3 separate regions of the Mus musculus genome follow, and all the other regions are linked to region 1. A link is a loop called in an ENCODE intact Hi-C map of the cell type or tissue named here. Cell type or tissue: heart. All regions are shown on one strand.

Evidence for each region. Hi-C counts contacts between places; a loop is a spot of excess contacts. Peaks named below come from ENCODE experiments on the same cell type or tissue, not always from the same donor. Only the 100,000 strongest peaks of a DNase experiment are listed, where the experiment ranks them.
Region 2: a loop joins it to region 1, with 2.5 times the contacts of the local background. A loop is called at or near these places in 2 of 42 quality-filtered maps.
Region 3: it touches region 1 in a loop (10-fold over the local background); 19 of 42 quality-filtered maps call a loop at or near these places.

Annotation. Positions count from the first base shown.
Region 1 is chr8:8,658,240-8,666,239 of GRCm38, reverse strand. It overlaps Efnb2 (ephrin B2), which reads left to right and starts at 4,998. Exons shown (of 5, transcript NM_010111.6): 1 at 4,998-5,756. The coding sequence starts at 5,626. In heart, CTCF peaks have their summits at 4,183 and 7,196; DNase peaks (open chromatin) are centred at 4,269, 4,919, 6,499, 7,229 and 1 weaker place; H3K4me3 peaks cover 4,197 bases; H3K27ac peaks cover 3,950 bases.
Region 2 is chr8:8,766,325-8,774,324 of GRCm38, reverse strand. No RefSeq gene overlaps it. Among named protein-coding and RNA genes, the nearest start is that of Gm39127, 47 kb to the right of the region's middle. In heart, a CTCF peak has its summit at 3,696; a DNase peak (open chromatin) is centred at 1,764.
Region 3 is chr8:8,989,420-8,997,419 of GRCm38, reverse strand. No RefSeq gene overlaps it. Among named protein-coding and RNA genes, the nearest start is that of 4933430N04Rik, 140 kb to the left of the region's middle. In heart, a CTCF peak has its summit at 4,441 (motif pointing right); DNase peaks (open chromatin) are centred at 2,659, 4,679 and 6,209; H3K4me3 peaks cover 1,327 bases; H3K27ac peaks cover 5,044 bases.

The DNA.
Region 1 (8,000 bases):
ACATTCAAAATGACTAAAAATAGTCTTCACCCTAGCATGTTGGGCGGGATGAAAAAACTATTTAAATTTACTAGTCTTGGGGGCTTGGGCTTGCTTTGGGTATTTTTGCACGTGGAAACTTACATATAACCCAGTAGAATCTGCCTCATTTAATCTCTTATTTGTTGAAGTTTACTAGTGTTCAAACACTCAAGGAAAGGCTGTGAAATGCTATCTGAGGTGCGTGGGCATGGTGTAGTGGAGAACAAGGTTCCAGGGACAGGTCATCCTTTTCATTGAAAATGCTGCTTGAGATGAATAATTGGTGGATTATTTTGTGTTTGCATGCTTTGGAAACTGCTGTTGCTTTAGTTTTAACTCTTCACTGTGGTAAAGAAAAATGAAATCATTTTAAATATCTTTAAAGATAAAATTTTAAGTGGCCATGAGGTATATAGTGTGAAGGTTTTAGTGAACAGGATACCTTAGTACTCTCTAAGTACATGTCTGCCTCATTTACTAGAACATAACTTAGCTCAAATTATTTCCTGATTAGTATTTTAATGTAGCTCTTCAATTTAGAGTCATTGTTGCTCTCAGTTGCACATTCAAGGTTTGGACATGTTATTTAAAAGTTGCTTTTGCTCTGCTAGTGTTCTAAGCACTACTTGAAGAGTAGCCTGGGCTCCAAATACTTGAGATCAGCCTTTTCGTGCCTTTACTCTGTCACTCAGTTTCTTCTGCCACATGTGAAAAGAAATCACAGTTGCTAGGTGATGGAGTGTCTGGTGTTGGAGACTCGGAGATATACTGGATTGTTCCTGGGCTTAGTAACTGATTACTGTCGAGTGCCAGACTACAGGAAAGAAGATGTCATTGTCAATAATATGCACCCACCTTTTACTTCTAATGTAGTAGCTTGTTTCTTCATTTGTTCCATTGCTTTTGTATGCATATTATAAAAGCTAATCTTTCCCACTCTTAGCAGTTCAGATGTTCCCTAACTTACTAAATATAAATATGCCTTTAATTCAGTTTTGTTAATTCTTGAGTTACTTGAAATTCTTGATGCGTTATAGAATCATTGACTGTTTATTTTTATTATAGTATTTAAATTTTGTAGTTATTGCCATTAATATTGTGGAGTTTGCAGAAATCTCAACTGTATAAACTAAGCCTTTAAATTAGCTTGGTGTGAGGACTCTTTCATGCTTCAAATAGGGGAAGGGAACCCTACACGAGGACTTTAGTTTCACTTAGGATGTAGTAAATGAGCTTGTTGCTGTTCTTAATTATGACCTGGTCAGTTAATTGTACTGGCATATGTCTCTAGCTTGTGTGTGCGTGCGTGCGTCTGCTTGTGTGCCCACCTGCCTCTGTGTGTGTGTGTGTGTGTGTGTGTGTGTGTGTGTGTGTGTGTGTGTGTATGGCCATTTTTCTTCAATATACTATAAATGTACTGTAAGTCAGTGGCTTTATATTTCTCATAAGTTTAAGAAGGATAAACACAGAGTCTAGTACCATTTCACTTAATGTCTGAGTCATGCTTTATTTAGGATCCTCAGTTTGTTATTGAACATCCCATTCTGCTAGTAACTCAAGCTTCTGGTATTACAGTTGTCTTCAGTTCAGTTGCTTTTCACCTAGAGCTTTCACTATACTTTGCATTATTGCCCTGAGAGATGCCGAAGATGGGGCTAAAATCACCTGCTCCAAAAGTATTGTAAATACTTGCTATTAGGTTTAAAGGTGAGGTATGCAGATGGGTGTTCCCCAGCAGTAAGCCTTTTTTACCTTGCCATCTGTGAAGTGTATGTTGATGGTTTTAGAATTGAGTTGTCCTGGTGAAGGATGCTGTCACCATAATGTAGGTTTGCACTGGCGAATGCATGGCACCATACATACATTTGTAGCCAGTTGCCATCTGTTTGGCACAGTTGGGTCACTCTCCTTGTATGGCGTATAGTGAAATTACTGGAGAAAGTGGTTTTTGAAATAGCCCCAGAGCAGGCCAGAGTCCAGAGGATTCCAGTGTCAGAGCCCCTCAGCCCTATCTGTTAAAGCAACTCCCAGTGCTTGTTTTGTTTTGCTTTGTATTAGAGTGCTCTGCAAAATAATGTGGAGGTGCCACTTTGACACTCCAGACATTGTTGGATTGACCAGCACTATTTGAAAAGAACATGGCTCCTTCTCCAATCCTCAGACGACTGATTGGAGGATGTGGAAATGATTGTATTTTTCACACTTAAACTTTGAAACCAGTAAATTAAAGAGCAGTGCATGTTGATGACCCAGCCATTTCATACAATCATATCTTGTTCAATATCTCAGTACCTGCAGGATTAGAATAAAAGATGTTTCTTTACATGTGGGTGGTCCTTGGTTCTCTTAGGGTAAATGACTGTTCACTTGGGATTAATTGCCTGATAAGGACTTAAACTTGGGACTGGTTGGCTCTAAGTTCTCTTGGGCCTTTTATAGCATGGAGCTCTCCCTTTAACCTAGGTATTGCCCTCAGTGGTTCCATTTGTAGCTTACAAGCAATGGCATTTGACTTTGCATGTTCCTATCCAAGTACGTAATCAGTTCCTAGAGCAGAGACTTTGTTTAGAGGAAGGCCAGTTACCTACTTGGATTTGCCCACCACAATACCTCACACAGGTTGTTGGGTGGGCCTCTAGACCTCTCAGTTCACATTAGGAAAAAGGCTTCATTTTCTACTACCTATGCTGGTGACAGTAAACAAATATAGTACCATTACTGCATTTGAAGCATACTGTTTTTCCATTAATACATAAAGGAAAAGGTTGAACGAGAGCCAGTTGACTGCAACCCGTTCCTAAAGAATGTGATCGCGCTTTCCCTGCAAATGAACGATTTGGAGCTGTTAGTGTGGTCAAGTTGCAGAACAGTCTGAGGACCAAACTGGTTAGCATTGGCTTAGAAGCCTGGTGTGTCGTACATTTTTGCTGGCTAATAGATTGTTCTTTGTGAAATTTCAGCTTTGCTGCCACTCTGTAAGAAATCATTTATATTTTGTAATACATTGTACTTTTAAAATTCCCAAGTCTATTGACTGAGAAGCATCCTTAGCTTTAGGAACCAGCGACTTCCTCAGATTTTGTTGTCATTTGGCATAGAGTTGTGTCCTGTTTTCAAAGCATCCAAGGATTTAGTTGTGAAACGAAGCTCTTCTCAGAGACACTGCAGCATGCTTGCTGTGGCCGTGCTTTAGGATTTCTTCTATGGTTCTCTTTTGTATTTGCCTGGGATAATGACAAATGTAATGTTAAATATAAATGGCTTGAGGTTATGTTTTAATTTCCTAAATGACTGGATAAACAGTTGAGGACCAAAATGATATGTGTGCAGTTACTGACTCCATGTCCCCTTTAGAAGTCACACAGGATTATTTTTGATTTTTTTTAAAGTATATTTACGTTGTCCCCAAAGTAAAATGCCTTGAGTGTTAGGGTATCTGGCTTACTGAAAATGGTATTTTTAGAAGCTGGGTTAAAACAAGTGCCCTTTTTTCCTCTTCTCCAGTAAAGGTCAAATAGCAGCTCCTGTCAGTTTTTTCAGTCAGGAAGTTAAACATTACTCTGTGTGTGTGTGTGTGTGTGTGTGTGTGTGTGTGTGTGTGTGTGTGTGTGTGTGTGTAACCCTTGTTTAACCTAGCGTGAATCCCATCTCCCCACCCACAATCATATTGCAGGCATAGTTAAAAATAGTAATTACAGAAAAGGGTTTCTTAAAGCTGTATTTTGGTGTGTTCAATACATTGTGTTTTGGTCTTAAACGAGTTTTTCCAAACCAATTCGTAGTTGCAGTATACACTAACTTACATTAAGGTTTTTGAAAGTCAACACTTTTTAAAGCTCGAAATTTGTTTTAAAGAAGGATGAAGGGGGCGGGGGGGGTGTTGGGAGTAGTTAGTAACTAAATCATGGGGCTTGTTTTTAAAGATATCGGTGTGGAAACTGCTTAGTTCCATTTGAAGAAGTTCTGGTATTGATGGACAGCATTGTAAGAAGAGACGTGGTTAATTTTTGCTGGGCCATGGGCTGTACATGGGACTGTGCCTTCCACCTACTTTGTTCTCTCTGATAACGGGCATCTTAAGCAAGTGGTTTTCGACTTGGGAATATCTGGATCCTTAAGATTTGATCCTGTAACCGGTAGGCTTGTTCTGAAGTACGGAGAGGCAAAAGTGGGCGCTAGTGGGCGCTGTGGATCCGTAGAAGTCACAGCCGTGGTTCAGTTTTTCAAAATCGGTCTTGGGCAAGCAACCGAGTATCACAACTGCCACTTCTCTGACTGATAGTTGTCCGGGTCACACCTAACTTCCTGGCCACTGTGGGGTCGCGGGGTGTCCCGGGAGCTAGTGAAGAAAAGTCCTCCCAGACGTTGGTAGTGGAGCTTTGGAGGCGCTGTTCTTGCGGGGAGAGGACCGGAAAGGGAGCGGGCGCACGGAGTTGGGTCTCGGGGTCGGGAAGGGCGGCAGACTGGCTCGCACTGCCGGTGGGCTGCTAAGGCTCTCAGCCTCGTGAGAGTCTGATTTGAGTTGCGTCGGACCGGGCCGGAACACTTGGTGCCAGAATCAAGTTAGAAGGCCCTCAGTTAATGGCTCAGAGGGATCCGCCAAGTACCAGGGCGCCATACGCGCGAGGGGCGGCAGGGAGCGAGCGCCACAAGGCGGAACGCTGCGTCCACCACGTCTCGCCCTATCCTAGCGAGGGCACTCGCCAGCACAGGCACTTGCCGGGCGAGGTGACCCTGCTGGTGCGAGTGGCTAAGAGGCGACCAACCCTGTGCCCGGCGCCCAGCGGGGCTCGTCCTGGGGGCGGGGCTCACCTGTCAGGGGCGCCCTACCTCTGGGTGCCCAGTGTCGGGTAGGGGGCGGCAGACTGACGGGAATGCTGCCCAATCAGCGCGCGCTCGCGGCGCGGCGAGCCAATGGGCTGCGTTTGACTGGGCGGGGCCCCGCGTTTATAGTGCTCTGACAGCGCGCCCGGCGCGCTGACTCTCCGCGGCGGGGACAGAGGCACCGGTCGGATCGCGGAGCTGCGCGCAGAGCGGGTCCTGGCGCCCTCCCCGCACACAAAGGCCCGCGCGCGTCAGACGCCTGCGGGGGTTCCAGTGCTCTCCTGACTGCTTAGTGGCCGCGAGTTGCGAGGATTCAGGAGGCGCCCTTTATCTCTGCGCTCCAGGACATGGAACCGCGCCGACGCGGCGCTCGCTTGCCCGGGCCACTGCCCGCTGTCCTGGATCTATAGTCAGGCGGCCCCTCTCGGGGAGCAGCACCCGCCGCCTCACACCGACTCGTCTCTCCGCTGCGGGCCTTTGTCCCGGCCCAGTGCCCTCGCCGCGCCCGCCCTCCGCGGCTGGCCCGGCACCCTGGAGCCGCACGGGAGCCGACTGTCCCAGCTGCGTCCGGCGCAGCGCCCCGGAGCCCCGAGTCCGCCGAGCCGCCGCGCCCCGCGCGTTCGACCCCACCCCGCGCGCTGAGGGACGCGCAGGGTGAGCGCACCTGGCCTCGGCGACCGCGGGAGCGGCGCGGCGTGTCCGCCCCGGAGGATTGGGGGTCGCTGCCCGCGGCCGGTCCCAACGCGTCCCGGAGTGCGCAGAACTGGGAGCGGCTTGGGCATGGCCATGGCCCGGTCCAGGAGGGACTCTGTGTGGAAGTACTGTTGGGGACTTTTGATGGTTTTGTGCAGAACTGCGATCTCCAGATCGATAGTTTTAGAGCCTATCTACTGGAATTCCTCGAACTCCAAGTAAGTGGTGTCCACGAGCCTTCTCTCTTCCGCGGTGCCCTCGGCCGGCGCCCGGGGTACGCTGTATGGTCCGGGCGGGAGGAGGCCTTGGACCCTGTTTCTAGAACCTGGGGCTCCTGTCCCCTATCCCCCACCCTTCCACATTTCTCTAGGTGGGGACCGGTTGATCTTGAGAGCGCGGGTTCCAAGGGTACTCTAATTAGGCTCCAACCTCAAGTGCTCTAGGAGTCCCAAAGCCCTGGCGACTTGGTGGCATGCCCGGTAAGGTGTCTGATGGCGCTACCCGGCCTCCTTTCTTTTTCGAGGACGGAGGACGTTGCCACTAACGGGGCTACAGACACACATTGGCGGGCTCCGAGAGATGCTGCGCTTGCGAGGAGCGCGGGAGCCACGGGCCGGGGCCCAGCGAGAAGGCGACAAGAACTGAGAGTCTGGGGTGGTGGAGCGTCCCTTAGAGGAAGGGAGCTGGGCCCGGGGCGTCCCTGAGCCGGGATACCTCGGCGCCTTCTTGCTAGCCCGAATGTGCGCGGGGAGCTCGATGGCTCAGCCAGAGAGCTCAGGCGGCGAGCTCTCTGCATGTCGGCCTCTCCCTTCGCGTCGGAACTGGTGGTCTAGGTCCAGTGCGGCGCGGTCCACTTAGGTGGCTTAATTTTAACGACGCCTTCAGGGCCCTACCCAGTCAACGCTGCAGCCTTTGCACTTGGGGAATCGGGAGTCAGACTTGCTTTTAGCAAAGCGCACAGTCGGGAGAAAACCAGGCCTGAGACTAACTTTCAGGTCTGGTCTCCCTGAGTGCGCTCCTTGTTTCGAAAATGCTAGCCATCCCTTGGAATACGCAGCCATGGCCCCAGTAACCGTGCCTGGGTGCTGCTTCTTACCTCATTTCCCAACCACCGCCAGAAAGTGCTGTGCGGAATTCTGGACTCAGCCCTAGGAGAGCGTGGAGACGCGGCTGGCTCCTGGTTGGAGTCAGACCTTTCAGATTAGAAGCAAAATCAATGGCCTAATTGGAGTTGAGCGTGCGGTGCACGGCTTCAGAGTAGAGGTGAACGAATTGTTTTTGAAATTACCACATAAGCAAAGAATTGTACCTACTCTCTTGAAAGTGGTAAATTTCAAATTCAGCAACATAATTGACCAAACACGTTTCCCTTCGAAAGGGCAAAAAAATCTATAGTTGTAAATGACTCAAAACATTTTTTTTTTTTTTGCCTGCTGCCAGGAGGCCCTTGTTTTAAACTTACTGCGGCCCCCCTCTAACGTAGTCTTGATCTGTTAAAGAATTTTTTCGTTTTGTTTTGTTTTTTAAAGCAAGGTGTTGCATTTGCTCTCCTGGCGTGGTATCTTTGCATCCACACGGGATCTACAGGCACCTGGTGGTGCCCGAAGGCGCCTGGCTGGGATCTGAGCGCTGCAGCCTTTGCCATTCGGACTGGGGCCCTGGTGGTAGCTGCTGCTGACGCTCGCGGTGCCTACAGAGGTCACCCTTCCCTGCCGAATGCTAGCTATGAGCGCGCCCATCCCCCCATCCCTTCCCTGGGCTGCCTCCCTCTCTCCACTTTGCACTTTCACTCACAGCCTCTTTTGGGGAGGCCGAGTCTCCCCCCCCCCCCCCACTGCCTAGATTTAATATTTATATTTAAGTCTAATTTAAAGAAATTCCCATTAAACCCCTTCTGAGTAACATAACCATCTTTTCTGTTCATAGTGACCACTATACTTGGGTGTGCAGACGGAAGGATTAGAAATACTGATTTGTTTAAACAGCACTGCCACCAAGTGCACGTAGCACTTGGAGAATCATGTCTTTGATTTGAAACCTGTTATGTTAGGGAGGGATTTGATCTTCAACAGGATAGTTTTCCGAGCTGTGGCCACAGATGTATAGAGAGCTGCTAGGGCCCTGGGTTTTGGAGGAGCAGGCCTCCCTGTACCGTGCAGTTGTGTGATTACTCCCTGGCCTCCACAATAAAATGTCTTAGAATTTTCTTGAGGATGGCTGGAAGTCTTTGGAAAGCCTGTGGCTGAATGCTGTCTGTGAGATCAGAAAGACTTCTTCCTCGGAAGAGTAACACAAAAGAGCCTTTTAGTTTTTAGTGCCTGGCATCGCCTCCCTTGTTCACTTTTTCAGAGAAAAGTTTCTGTAGGTAAAATGTGGCAGGTAGGTAGCCAGACGCTTGGAAGCTTTACCTTACTTTGCATGAACAAGTCACTTGTCATGAAACAGGCATTGGTAATTAGATT
Region 2 (8,000 bases), 110 kb before region 1:
GTGCACCACACTGGTCTCTCAGCTATTGCTCCAGCCTCGTGCTGCCTGCTGCTGTCATGCTGTCCACCATCAAGGTCAAGAACTCTAGCCCTCTGGGACCATGAGCCTGAGTTAAATGCTTTCTTTGACACATTGTCTTGGTCACGTTGGCTTCACTGCAATTTCTCCAATAGCAATTAAAAATTAAGATTCCTGCCATCCTAGCATCCTATATCAGTGTGCCTAAGATCTATCTCATCATTGACCCCCACATCAGGTAATTCTCCCCTCGTGGTCCTTCTATCTGTAACAGGCCCATATTTGCTTAAACACCCTGCAAACCCCACACACTGTCATTGTAGCAGCAGCTGCCTACGGATGAGGCCAGTGTGACATTTCTCCCTGAGTTCTCCTGTTCTGCCTGACACACCCAGTGCCCATCTTCATCACCTCCTGATTCCTTAGACTCCTGATTGCTGTTAACAGGTGTCCCCGCCTCCAGACCTTCTCGGCTTTTTCCGCCCCCACGTTTGCTTCCTGCTTCGTAATAAGCCAGAATCTAAGCTCTGCACAGTTATGGAGGAGTTCGGAGGAAGACTGGTGTGCTTCAAGGGGGAGAGTGGGACACCAAGATGGCTTCCATGGTGATTTCTCCAAAGTGAAAATGTTTGGCATGAAAAACAGTGACAGCAAAGGGCCTAAGACACAGATCACCTCCTTCATGGGACAAGGCTCTGTACAATCTACTGTTTATAAATTACTCTTTCAATGAGGGGTGGCACACACCTTTGATCCCAGCACTCTGCTGCCAGAGGCAGGCGATTTCTGAGTTCAAGGCTAGCCTTGTCTACAGCGTTCCAAGACAGCCAGAGCTACACAGGGAAACTCTTGTTTCAAAAACAAAAATAAATAGATTACTCTTTCACCTTCCTTCTGTGAAAGAAGACACTTACAGGGCGAAGAAGGGATATGCCAAGCAGCGTTGTGGGCAGGGGCACTAGTCTGTGAAAAGAAAGCCAGCTCTGGGTTGGGTCAAAGTAGAAAAGTCAGGAGCTGCATAGAGGAATTCGGAGCTGGAGAGAAACTGAGGGGATGTGAGTCAGGTGACTTCTTCCACAATGGACTGAGAGTCAACACAATGGACTGAGAGTCAACTTGTCTCATGAGATGGGAACCATCCAAGCAAGTGTTTGCTCAGTCTACAACTCTGCATTCGGAAGACGTGAGCATCAGGATGAAAAAGAACAACTGTGACAGGGTCGAAATCAGAAAAACTATTATCATTTACGACTCCTGTCTCTTTCTACCTGCACGGTCTACATTCATCTAGCTACATGTACTGTTAAATGTGAGTTCATTACAATATGGTGGAGGAGTAAGAAGAGGAGAAGGAGGAGAACAACAACAATTGGGGGGGGGGATGGTTGGGGGAGGGTGTAGAATCAAGAACTTGAAAACAGCAGAATAAAAAACATAACCCGGTGCAAAAAGTTGAAACCCACCAAGAAACAGACCCAAATACTGTTGAGATCTTCCTTTCAGAGTTTTAGACTTAACTCAGAAATCATGCTGCCAGCAGATTCCAACCCAGTGACGGGACCCACCAGACACACTCCCTGTGCACAGCTGCTGTGTGCGCTGCATCCCAGAAAGTCTTGCCAGCATCTTCCTGGGAAAGGAAAGCTCTAGCTTGGGTTGTTCAAGACATAGGCCGGCAGCTTTCCGCTTCCCACATAGTGGGGAAACAGTTGGATTACACATCAGGATCTGGAGACTCCAAACAATAGGACCAGGAAGCTAATGGGACCAGGACAAGGAAACTGCTATGACTCCACACTCCATAAAATGCAGACTAGCATCAGAGAACAAGTTACCCCTGAAGAAACAGGGCAAGTCAAGCTGATAAAAAAAAAAAACTGACGGGAATACAAGTGCTGTGAGGCGTTGCCAGGGTGGGATAGGACATTTTTCTGTTGAAGAGTAATGTTACTCCCCAGAGCTGCACAGGCAATGTGAAATTAGTGGGAGGAAATGTCATTTATGGTGCCTTTCTGACTATAACTCAATCACTGTGTGCGTAGGTGTTACGGTTTAGTGTAAAGAACGTGTTATCACCTTTTTAAAAAGACCACTGTATGGCTTTCCCTGTACCTTTACGGGGCATAAATAAATGTACATTGCGCGAGTCAAATGACAGAGCCCGCTCGGGGATTGGATTTTTGTTTTCAGCATTGTATAAAATAAACTGTTTTTTCTAACAGATAATTAACATTTCACGGAGTCTGGTTCCCTGGCGGCAATGGGCTCTGGCTGACTCAGGAACCACAATGGCATGGTGACCACCTCCTCTCCCTCACAACCACACAGTGGTTAGCAAAGGCTGAGGCGGAGGTGGCCAATAAAGCTGCAAACCAGACGCCTTCTCTCTGCAGTCTTGGGTCCCCCACTCCCCTTCTCTGTTCTCAAGGTCCACAGTATTCTTGTGTTCACCTTGGCTCCTGACACCACTGTACTCCAAGGCCCTTATTTGCGATAACCCCTGTCATGTACCTGTGAGCATGGCCTACGCAAGAGAATAGCTTTTCAGCCCTTCTCAGAAGTCCTTTGACTTTCTTGGTCTCAATATATCTCAGCTCCCAGGCCATCCCCCTCAATGACCAGGCTTTCCCAACAGCCTTGGTACCTGTCTGGCTTCCTTCTTGCACAGTTGTTTGAGTTCTCCAAATAATCAGATCCCACTCTGAACACAGGCCACTGAATAAGGTGAGTCAAAGATATTTGGGAACAAGAGGACCTCATGAAACTCTCCCAATGTGCGAAAATATGTTAGTAGTGTTAAGAAGCCAGTCCAGCCAGGAAACTCCTCCTGCTATATTGTCCCCCGGCCTGGAGACTCACCCCACTCCCAACATACACACATTCCTTGGACATAGGCTGACACTGGAATAGACCTGGAAGTGTTAAACTGTGATAAACTGATTGCTGAAACCACCACATTCCTGGGATGTGAGGATCCCAGGGAGTGGATGGCAGGCAAGCTTCTGGTGTCCAAGGAAGCATGCACTGTCCCCAGCCTGTCCTCAGCTTGATCTTCCCCAGATCTCCACTGCTTCACCATTCCTTCAGAACCCCCTGAGCTAGGTGTCCTTATATTTGTTCAGCGCCTCCAACACATTCCCCGATATGGTTTGGCCCACAAGGCCAGGACACCTGGATTAGAGAGCAACCTAGAATTTTGTCCTCTTTGATCATGGGCTGCATTCACAAACCAATAGCATGTGCAAAAACAGAGACATCTCCCACCCTGAGTCACTACACGCTAACACCCAGAAAGTGTACCAAAACCCAGATGTGTATGGCTTAGATCAATGCTTTCTAACTTTAGTATGTATCAAAATTTCCTGTGGGTATGGGAGGAGCCTAAAGTAGGGTCCACATTGATGGCTCGTTCCTCCCCCCAGAATGGAATATGGCTCCTAAAAGAAACTGAACCTGGTAGTTTGGTTTCCATCTTTTGATAATGTGTGCCAAGTTCTGTGGCTCCCTGAACTTGAAAGAGAAGATCTTCACACAAACACACACACACACACCTCAAAATGAGTGAGCGTTCACCCTAGAGGGAGATGCTTTCTCAGCAAATGATGTCCAGGGTGAGTTCTCTGACTCCTTTCCTGGCTCAGTAGCTCAGGCCCGACCTACACCAAGTGTCTCTTCTCACCACCAGCAGGGGCAACAGAGCCCACCCTGTTTTCAATGACTCTCTTCCTTTCCGTTGTCATGGCTGTGCAGGCTGCCTGCTCTGCCTGCCTGGAGCTCGGGTCCTTAATCACCAGTCACCACTTGACACCCACAAAGTGTCTCATGGAAGCTAATGCCCATCCGCCCTCGAGAGCACCTGAAATTGATGTCACAGGCACAACCTTCACCCTTTAAGTCGTTCTGCAGCGAACATCGCCACAGCAATAAGAGAAGCGGGTCATACAGGTACTCACCTCTAAAACTGAGGTGGGTACCCCATGAAAATAATGGAGCTTTTCAGCACCTGCAATCGTCTTGGATTCCCTCGGGTCTTATAAAAATCAATAAGATCATTTATGAAAACATGAAGTTTGGCCAGACACATTCTTTGGTTTCTAGACTTTAGTGCATCCACCACTACCACCGTAATTCAAATAAAGTTGCGTCCATAGCTACCATTAGTTACCAAATAACTTGTGACACAGAGGTTTCCACCTAAGCCCTTCTTCTGACACACTGCTGAGGTGTTAAAAAAAAATCTGCAATGAGACTTGACCTTTTAGTTCAATGGTAAGGAGCACACTGATTGATTAGTCATGGAGATGCTTGCCATGGAAAAAGGAGTCTACACACACACACACACACACACACACACACACACACGCTGAGTTCTCCGCTATATAATTGTGTATTTTTTATAGTTACTATTATGGTTTAGATCTGAAATATCCCTCGTGGACTTATATTTAATAGAAACTTAGTCTCCTGCTGCCGGTAGCGTTTGGGAGGACTTGGGGGACTTACGGGGAGGGGTCTCCCTCGCCTTAAATAGATTTCTTGGGTACAGACATTATGGGCTATAACCAGCCCACATTTCAACCAGAGACCCCTTTTTCCCCAGTATCCTCAAGATATAAGAAGCTGCACCCCCAGCTCGTATGTTATGGCTTCACATGCCAGTGGCAAGTCTTTCCCTGCACGGTGCACCATATCCCCAACCAAACGCATTGAGCGTAAAGTCATTACTGCCAGGCTGTTATTTCAGCAGTGAGAAAAAAGAGCCAACGGAGGCATTTACAACTGAAATGGAAGTGGGCACTGCCCCGAAGGTAAGGGGAGACTTTTAGGAAATACAACTCTTCTGAACGCTCTAAAGTCTAATAAAAGACTCCTTGAGCTTGGCCCCAGGTGCAGCCATGGTTGCCAGGGCGTTCTGAAAGACTCGCTGCAAGTCACAACACCTGCTCTCCTTGGAACAAGGCCGGACCTTTGTCCCCGGGAAATGCCGCTCTCCTTTAACATGGTATATGACGTATATGAAGTGAGCAGCCCCAAATATAAAGCGAATCTACAGTAGCGGTCTTCAACTGGGAGTGTTCCAGTGTATGTCTCTGCCACATACCAAAAGCAGCCTGGGGTCGGGTTTATTTGACTTATGTTTCTACATCACAGGCGTTGAGGGAGGCCAGGGCAGGAGCTCAATGCAAAGATGAAGCTGAGACCATGGAGGAATGATACTAACTGGCTTTTTCCTTGGGCTGGCTCCTCCCCCAGCTCGGTCCCACCTGCCTAGGGATGGCAGTGCCCACAGTGGGTTGGACCCTCCGAGGTCAATTACCAACCAAGGAAATGCCACATAGACAAGCCTATGGGCCAATCTGATGAAGGCAATTTCTTGACTGAGGTTCCCTCTTCCCAGGTGACTCTAGTGTATGTCTAGTTAAAAAATAAAAATTAATCAACAGAAAATGGTTTCTTTCCTCACTCCTCCACCCCACCCCGCCATAAGGAACATTTTAAAATGTCCTGGGGTGTTTCCTAAATATGACAACAAGTAGAGAAGCAAGGTATGGACAGGCCAGCTCCCCAACTGTCCAGAGCTACAGGGCTTGCAATGTGAGCAGTACTGAGCTGGGAGACGCTGGTGCAGAGCAATGAAATTCAGGACCTGAATCTGTGATTCATCCACTAACTTCCATAACTCCTCTCACCAAACTGAGAGTGCAGTCCCGCTGCCCCACTCCCCAAGAGGGAAATGACTCTGATTCCTGCCTTAGGCCCGAGAAAAATGCTATCTGTATAATGTCTTCCACAAATTAAGGGGAACTGTGTTTATAAATTCCTACGGCCCCAGTATTTCTGCAAAACCAGATGCATGACAAACGACTTACACCTTCCAATATGAGCGTGACACCTGCAGCTCTGGCAAATTTGTCTCTGTGGCTGGCAGGGTAGCCTGTCATACCCTGACCACAGTGCAGGGAGACTAAACAAGGCTTCCCTTGTACTCCCCGCTCACAAGCGACAAATGATAACTGTCCTTGTCTCCCATTTTTTTAGATCAAGATATTTTTCATGATTTCTGATTCCCCCACCTTTGAGAAAGAAAAACATTGTGCTTAACATGCTACAAAAGTTAGAAAATAAATATTAAAATCTCAGTTCATTTAAAACCTGAAGAAAAAAGAAAAAAAAAGAATTGTGGTATTTTTTTCCTCTCTCTCTCTCCTGATCAAGTAATGAACAAAATCAGCTACAATTGTAGACTTTTAAACATCTTAAACTGCAGCATTTGCTGTAATGGGTCTGTGGTTTTGCAAGGCAAACTCAAAAGTTATAACAATCAGCTCTATCCCACAGGGAGTTTGCTTGTGTAAAAACTGGTTTGGGGAAAGTATGGCCGGCAGAATCAAAGATTCCAATAGAGGCTGGGTTTTCTCAACCCTTAATTCTTCTAAGATTCCTAATTGGGCATTATGCAGTTAACTGTGAAGGACCCTTGGAGAAAACAAAAACCGAGTATCTTTCAGATCTTCAGAAACATTAAAAGCTAAGCTTTCAACTGCAGCCAAATGCCATTGCCATGACTTTCTTCCCGCATATTGTTTAGTTACAAACACCATGTCCTTGATATTATATATGGTTCAGAAACTTCAAAATTATAAGGCATGACTCCAGGACTTATGGTGCTGGAGACAGACTGTGGCTGACATGGTATGTGATATACGTGAGTGTTGTAAAATGTCACTAATGATAGGGGGAACTGTGGGATTTGATCAAAAAAAAATAATCCCCATCAAAAGTTCTGTGAACAATGGTGTGAACTAAAGTGGCCATGTCTCTTGGACCTGGTGGGGAAATGGCCCCAGTAGAAATGTTATGAACCTATTACAAGAGGTGTGTTTCCAGCTTCGAGCCTTCCGTGTTCGAAGGGAATTCTGGGCTGTTCAGACTTCAAAGTGACCCTTTCCCTGAGGTGCTGAGGGGCAGGGATCACACTACATTCTCAGAGATATGGATCCTCGAACAACTGCCGTGAAGAAACACCAGCAGCTTTGTCAGTGCCGGCTAAGACAGGTTGTCGCATGACAGCAATCCCTGTTGTTCCTGCCTCTCCCGGTGCTAACCTTTATTTTCTGTAACTTCAGACTGGTTCTGGAATTTCGTCAGCCTCCTTGTCCATTAAAGCCACAGAGGCACTTGTCCTTACAGTGGCTCACACGACAGCCATGTTGGTTCTAAGTCTCCTATGAGTCCTGTGCCCTCACCTGCATTCTCTGTCTTCAGCTTCTCTTGATGTGATTGGAGATGAAGGAGAAGAGAGTCCCCCGACCAGATCATTAAGTGCCTGAGCGGGAGGGCACATCTTGAGAGTAAAGGTTCATTTCAGCCCTGAGATTTGGGATGACTGGCTTGGCAGAGAAGAAAGGAGATATTTCTCTTATTGCCTTAAAAGGTGTGAACAAAAAAAAAAAAATTGGAAGCAAACATGTTGACGCGTTTCTACAGAGTTGGTCCACAACCGTCACCACCGTGTGAGCTGTGCAGAGGGCTTTGCTTTGTCCAACAGGCCAGATGGGTGCCTAACACTTTGAGGTCAGGGTGGTTACATGATCAAAGTGTCTCGAGAAAATTAATTAGATGGTGTTATGGGTTCAGGCTGAATTCAAGTAGAAAAAAAAGTCTAAAAACGAGAAATATTTAGTCGGTATTAGAGTGTTCAGGAATGAAGTAATGAAGTCTGATCTTGGGTGGTAAGACAACCAAAAACAAATGTAGAGGGGGGGAGGGGGGAGGCAGTATTCCACAACACAATGAGCTTTCAGATGTCAGCCTGTCAGCCAAGTGGCAAAGATAAGGGGACATGAGAAGGGACAGAGAAGGAATGTGCAGGGTTCAAAACACAGAGGGCATGCTCGAGTCTGCCCGTCCCCCACAGGTGCCCCCATGGTATGCACTGTCCTGATTGTCCACTGCTGCCTGGAAAGCTTCAGTGGATACCA
Region 3 (8,000 bases), 330 kb before region 1:
ATGGCCTTGCCTCCCCCTCCCAAGTCCTGTGATTATAGATGTATGCCAGCCTAGCTGATACTTAGGGCTTATATAACTGTAAAACCACTGGGTAAGGGAATAGCAAGGAAGCTGCAGAGGTGGCTCAGCAGTTAAGAGCACTTTCTGTGTTAATCCCAAAGCTTGGAGGAGAGGGACCACTGACCCAAGTCATCATGGCCAAATTAATTAAGGTAAATTTTTTTTTATCATGAACATGGGCTGCCTGCCCGTAAGACAGGGTTTGAGGGGTCAGCATTGGATGTGAGAAAGACAAGGGTTTTTTATAGCTCAGGGGGAGGGGGCCTCCAAATGTGATTTGGTGGGCAAAACAGATGGGGTTACAGCAGCGGAACATACATATAACAAGTTACTCCCTCCGGAAACAGACACGGTTGCAAGGTGGGCATAACAAGGCAGTCATAACAACACCGAGTCATAACAAGATAGTCACAGGTTGTCACACAACCTTTTGAAAACAAGGTAGGGTTGGAAGATGGTTATAAACAGCTTTTTGAAACAAAGAAAACAAAACAAAACAAACAAAAAAATCCCATGATTTCGATTTCCATTCCTGGGACAGGCAATACAGAACATTGTAGGTAAGGTCATAGGTGTGGCATAGCCCAATCCTTGAGAAACAGAGGTATAGCATAACAAGCACAAACAGGGATAAGCTTAGCTTGTTGTTACTGTAGGATGGCTTCTAAGCCTAAGAGAGAGGCAGGCTGGTTTTTCAGCTTCTCATTAAGAGAATCAGTATTGTGTTCCCAGCATCCATTATCAGAATCCAACTAACTGCACCTCCAAGGAGATCTAATACCTTCTCTGACCTCAGTAGGCACCTGCACATACATGGGGTACATTTTCACACACACACACACAGACAGAGGAATGCAAGGGTAAACAAAGGTAAATCTTTACAACCATGTCTTTAAAAAGAAAAGAAGGATACAGACAACACCAGGAAATGCCCCTTAGAGACAAATGACCTGTTCTCTGGCCTTCTCCATGGTCTGCCTGCTTCTGCTATGATTCAAAGCAACTCTGAGGTAGCTCGCAGCCCCTTCTGGGAGACAGAATTAGTGTCTTGTCTATGAATATTTCCATTTTGCTGTGAAGCAGAACTTACCTGCACATCCCCTAGAACCTGGTCAAGTCAAACTGAATCCACCGTATGTATTCACTAAGAAGGAAATGCCTGCTCCCCTAAGAGGGAAACCATCTATTTGGTGGCTTCTTCCCAAGACAAAAGTGGGTCTCAAATACCACCCGTTTCCAAGCGAGTCAAAGAGCAACTCAAGGTTCTCTAATGTATACAGATCTGAAAGCCTGTCTGAGATCCCACCGGTTCTAGACAGTTTAAACCTCCAAGATGGTTCACAGAAACTCAGCAAAAGTTGTGAGTGCCCCCCCACCCCCGTGAGTGCCACCCCTGCGGAGGTAAACAAGTGGGATCTATATTTTCAACTGATCTGAACCTGAATCTCCCTGGGTCTCTGTCAATAGCAAGGATTCTTGCTGGGCAACTGCAACCTTCAGCAGAAGCTACGTCCCTGGCCTCAGGATGTATTCTCAGATGCCCAAGCTGGGTTCTCCTTGATGGAGTCCTTAGAACAAATGCTCTCTCTTCCTCCCATCCCCGCAAACCCCTGCACTTCAATCAGAGGAACCAGGAGACTCCAAAGTGCCTTTCACACACCAGCGCCTCGGTGGACTGAGCCTGTGGTTGGAACTCTTTCATCTGCCCGCCTCCTGGAGGAGATTCTCTAATTGATAATGAATTCCTAGGGGGGTGGGGGTGGGGGATACGTGATTTCAGGCTGTAAATTAATAACTCCTTCCAAAGCATAGCACCCAGTTTTTAAAAATAATATTATCTACTACATGGTATGGGTAAATTTTCACAGTAAACTATTCCTAAGAAAGCAAATTTATGATAAGAAAAATTATAATGATTTTTAGTTTGATAGTGCATACTCGAGCAAGTCAATAATTGTAGCGACCTACTTTTCTAAAATATGAAAACCCCACATGTGTTGTCTCAGGCAATTTGTTGAGTTTCAAATTATTTCAAACTGGGAGCCTATATGTAGGGCAGGTGTCTCTTAAATCCCAAATCATGGGTTGCGTGCTGATGCTTGCCTTCAAAGCTTGGGGGTATTTAGGAAAAAAAAATAGTAACAGCAGTGTTGAGAGGAGGGAGGGAGAGAGGAAGAGAGGGAAAGCCGGGAACTGAGGAGAGAAGATGTGGAGGAGGGAGAGGAGGGCAGAGCGGAAGGAGTTAGAGTGGGGGAAGGGAGGCGGAGCAAGGAACAGATTCATTTCCTGGACCACCTTAAAAGCGTTCTTGGTGTTTTAAGCAACCCACAGGCAAGATCCCGGTTAAAGACTGGTGCTAAATCTTTGAATCAATTAATCAGGAGCCTGCGCAGAGCCACCCTACCCAGCTGCATGGACGGCCCGCAACTCCGGGCTGGGGATTCACCAGTTTGCCTCTGTGGCTGCCCTATTGTCGCGCTTGAAAAGAACATTCCCACAGTGCTGGCTCTAAAAACAATAAACATCGTATGTAAAAAGAAATGACATAACCTTGGCACTGATAAGGAGCGTTTCCCAGGGCTGCGGGGACTGTCTCGGGAGGGGCGACAGGCCACCCCCACTCTGGGGCCTGGGAGGAAGTGTCCAAGGAGGCCTGCTGGGGCCCTTGGGCTGTCCCAGCACAAAGAGCTAGGAGTGGGCAGGTCCCTCCCAGCCTCTGGAAAATCAATCTAAGGAAGTCTGATGCCATGGAACGGTTTCCTGTCCACTGTGTGGGAAATCTAGCTGAGTGCAAGCGCTGGTAACAATGGGACAATATATTATAATAAACAGGAAAAATAGCATTGGCCACGGAAATCAATAGCCTGAGTTCACCAGGCATTCATAAGATTGACAAGTGAATAAATTAAAACCAAAAGGTTAGCACACTGAAAGAGAAGTTAATTTTATGTCCGCCCTGGAGCCCCCTCTTTTGAGGCGCAAATTAAGACTGTGTATAATAAAATGAACATAAAGTCTCGAATTTAAAATAAAGCCTTCCTTAGGACTTACATGGTTAGACAAGCAGAGATTCCTTTACAGGCTCCCCCATGCATGGGTAGTCTCAGTCAGGCTGCATTTGCAACCCCCTCCACAGCGTGACCAAAGACTTATTTAAAGAAATTTCTTGCTTTAAATAAACCTGCTCTCAGCAGCCAACTGTTCCTCCAGGAAGTGATGGGACACCCCAATTCACTGTAGAGGCTTACCCAAGCAGAACCGAATGGAGCAGCCTGCACGCTGCTCTTTAATTTAAAGGAGAGAGGAAAAAGCCACTCGAGGCTCCTCCAAACCCCCAAATAATTATAAACAAGAGAACGTAACTGACTCTAGAGCCCACCTGGGTTAAACAAACAGATCAGCTCACAGTCTTCTGGCTTTGTAGCAGCTTCCCTTTCTTAAAAATGTTTTTAAGTTTGGGCTGTCTCTTAAGCCATAAAACTGCTTTAATTAGAATTCACCCGTGAGCATGGCTTGTGATAAAGTGTTCAATGTACCAAATTCCTTCTGATTACTAATAAAGACACAGCCTTGTTGGGCTGGTGGAGCCACGGGCTGAGGGTTTTTGAGACAATTAATTCTCATCCGGGTTCTGCAGCTGAGTTTCACTACAGGTTTGTTTCTCTAAGTGTGGATCTACCCCAGTTTCTGAGCATTTGTTTGATCATATCAGAGTGCAGTAAACAAGTCTCTGGCGGCAGGTGAGCTATTCCATGGACTATCAAGTTTGACTCAAAAACCGCGGGGAAGTTTTGCTGGGCTTTGAAGATGCTCTGGGGTCATCCCTGGTTTCTCCTGTTTTGTTTGACTGTAGCAGTTTCTGCCCAGGGAGGAGCACTGATGGAATCTATTGTTTAGGGAGTTTGAATGGTTTAGTCTTCAGTATATATTAACTAACCAAGGAGGTGCTGGACACATGACGGTGGATTTATGAAACTGTCCACCTGGGAGCTCATTAAAGCATAAATTCAGGACAGCCAGAGTTTATCTAAAATAACCCCCCTGCTATGTTTTAGGAGGTTGTGGGGAGGTTTATAAATAGCTGACTAGAATCCTTTGATCAGTTTATTATATATAATAAATCCCTAAAATTTTAGAGGGGTGGTGAGAATTTGGGGTTGCTGTTGTACATGTTTTGAGGAGTTTGCCAAGGAGGAGCTAAAAAGTCTAATTAATTAATTAATTTTATTTATTTACTTATTATTCATTTATTATAAACTCAGTAAGCTTATATTTAAGGGAATTCACATGTGACTTCTTCATTGCCCATGAGGGTTATTTATTAAATTAACTCGTTTTTCATTCTATCCTTTGCAGCTGATGAAAGAGAAGGGAAGTATCTGCCATCGCCAGCAGAGGGCAGTAGATCCCAGGGAAATTTCTGCTTACTTAAAAGCTAAAGCTTGCTTTAGTAGGCACAAAAAAAAAAAAAAAAAAAAAAAAGTCCTACCGTGAAAGCTTTTGCCAACATTCTGGCGTCAAAACGCAGGAAGACCTCAGCACTTCCTGGAAAATCCACTCTGTTGTGAACCTTCCCACCCAGGACTCCATATTGTCTAAAGCAGCCAGAAATAGAAATTGACTTCCCCTCCTAGCTCTTGGTTTAATTTAGCATCAACCCACCAAGCAGCAGAAAGGGCTGGGGCTGTATTCTGAAAAAGCACAGGGCGCTTTTGCTCAGTGTTAACAGGCATCATCAGGGCCTGATGTCAGCCAGGCCTGCAGTCAGCAGCCAACAGGAGTATAGCACCTTGGGCTTTGTGTCCGCATCCCCGCGGGAAGCTGACCCTGTTCCCTCCCACAGCAGCATTCTTTCCCTATGGCCTTCTCTGTCCGGGTTTTCGCTGTACATCTGACATCGTGGAAACCTTCTGCCTGATCACCCAGGGCTGAAGGAAACATAAATGCAAGCAAGGCTTCAGGTTCACCCTTGGACCTCAGGTTCTCCTATGAACTTTAACGGAGATGCTGGGTTAGGAAAACATTCTTTCTTAGGGCACAGCCCTTGATTCCCCTGTCTCTTGCAATGGGCAAGGGACGTTTATGAGGGCCTGCCTTGTCTTCCATACTCAGCTCTCCCATGACCTTCCCCTTCACAAATCACAACTGCAAGTCACTGTCCCCACCCCCACCCCTGACTTTTCGTGCCTCTGCTTCTGTCCTTGTTTATGAGTCTCACTTCTTACTGCTCCGGATTTTTCCTTGGTTCGGACTCTTCCAAGGAGAGCGAATCTAAGGGTAAAGGGCAAGGACTAACGTGAGCACCTTGAGCACCGGGAGGGTGTCGTGAAACAAAGGCAGCTGTGCCTTATGTAACTGCAGTCAATCAAATTGACTTCGGTGAGTAGGACTGGGGTAATTTCAGTAATGAGTGGGCTTGCTTTTTAAAAATTCATTGTATTATGAAAAGGAGGGGGGAAAAAACGAGTTTCTGAGTAGCTACCTCTCCCGCTGAAGTCGACATGAACTCTAAGGATTTAAAAGTCTTGTCCTTCTTTTAAAAAAAAAAAAGGATGGCACTTTTGGCTTTAAATGTGTCTTTGGGGTTGTATGTTGGTTTGAACTGAGGGACAACACGAAGCCAGCATTTTCAAATATTCCCAATCAAAGCAGAATAAGAACTCATGTTCTTCAAAGAAATGTTGTGTTGTCATTCTGGTAATGCCTATTTACTTTTAAAGGGAAGAAATTAAAACTAAATAAGGGTCATGCAGTCTCTAAGAGCTACACAAACTCAAACTGTCCAACAAGCAGGATTTCTGGCCCCTACTCCAAAACACTTGGCATCTTTCAGCAAGGTCTCACCCCAGATGAAGACTTCCTGTTTCCCTGAACAAAGGACCTTGGGTGATGATCACCTGGTGGCTGTGTCGGCTTTTGAAAGTCACTGTCAACATTTTCTCTGCTGGTCAGAATCCAGAGGATGCCTGTGTGGGCTTGTTCTGTTTTTCGTGTCCCCAGGCTGTAATTATTTCCACTGATCTCAGGGAGCACACACTAGTTCTCAACCCTCACAGGGGTTTATGGGCCGGGGCCGTAGGAAGTGTCTGGCTGTGACTCAAAAACTTGACCTTCAGGCCAGACTCTGAGAGACGCGCAGCCAAGGAGGCCTGCGCAAGCCCTCATCTTCCATTTCCTAAATAAGCAAGCCTGAAGCTGGAGATGTCTCCCAAAGAGGCTGACTCTCGCCAGATGGTAGGATGGCTGGCCCATGCACCCTTGTCCTAAGCCCAAATTTGTTCATCTTCATTTTCATTGGTCAAGATTTTAACATCTGGGCACCGGATAGAAAAATACACCAGCATTCCTCTGCAGAAGTATGCAAAGAATGAAGCCAAGTCGTCTTGAACCTTCTCCAGGCTAAACAGTCGTGGCTCTCTGTGTCTATGGTGTCATAGCCTACCCCCTGGCTTTGCCAAGGCCATATAGCTCACTCACTAAGTTCTTCGTAACCCACAGCTCTGGGAATTGAGCAGTGTGTTCCATGTGGCCTGGCTAACATGGGCTGATGATGCTGGCTCACCTGTGTCAGCAATGCTAAACCATTTCTGTACACCCCAATGACTTTGAGCAACGGGCTAAAAATAGACACATCTAAGCCCTTTTCTTAGAAACGCATGTTTCTAATGACCCAGAAAACTGCTTTTTAAATAAGCAAACTAACAGGGCCAACGCTGGGCATTTTGAGGAGTTTCTTTAGAGGTCTGGTTCTCATGTGGCATTCATTCTATTTCTTTGGTTCTAGTGTGCTTTAAGACCCATACTGATGTTGATCAACTTGAACATCTCACAAAGACCCTACTAGATACCCCTAACTACAGATACTCAAGTTTAAGTCTAAATCAAAAAATGTTACATTTACTCCTGACAGGTGAAATATAGGTGACCCATTAAATCTGAAGGCTAACACATACACACACACACACACACACACACACTAAGTGAGACTTATTTACATGAAAAAAAAATTATTTAGTGCCTCTCCAAAGCTCAGATGTAACTCTTTGCCCATATTTACCAACTTCAGCAACCCTGCCCTATGGAAATGTCTGGATCTGATTGGTTTTTCTAATCAGGCTTTTCTATGGCCAAGATGTGTTGCGCGCGCTCAACTGGCCAGGAAGAACGACGCTGCTACAGGATCCTTCTGCACACGTTTATTCAGTCCTGTTTCTTCTTTCTCTATATTTCCCTTGTTTATATCTCCCTTGTTTTTATATCTCCCTTGTTTATATCTCCCCCGAACCCTGGGCCTCTCACTCCTTTTATACTCTCTCTCACCGCAGGCCACGCCCCCTCGCCAGTCACGAGGCTTCAGCTAATCAGGGCAGCAGGGGCAAATCTCCACCAAATTGGATTCACCTGTGTCCTGGTACACCTGCGCAGCACTCAAGATGTTTGTGTCTTATATGAGGAAGTCAGGTGCAAGTCATATGACTTAGCTGCAGTCCCTGGCGCCTTTGGGACTACCGCCACACCCGCTCCCCACAAAGATGCACCTGGGATCTGTCCTGGGGTCTGTCCTGGGACTGTCCTGGGTCTGTCCTCAAGTGTTCTTGTCTCCTGCACCTACTGCTTCTATCCCTGAACATCAAGGAAGTTCCTGTCCCGATTATTCCCAAGGACACAACTCAGGTTGCTGTTTTTATTTTTGTAATTAAAACAACAACAGCCACAACCTTGGAGACTGTATGTCCCTGAGGTGATTCTGCACACAATCTCCATCTTTCTTTATTATGTATAACCTCCCCCCAAATCTATGAACCCTGCCATTTTTTTCCAGCTGTAACAGAAAGCATAAATATAGACTTAAAAAACCTGGGTTTAAACACTGGACCTACTACCATTTACCAGCCATACAACTTCAGACAAATAAAGAGATATCCTGAGCCTCAGTCGTC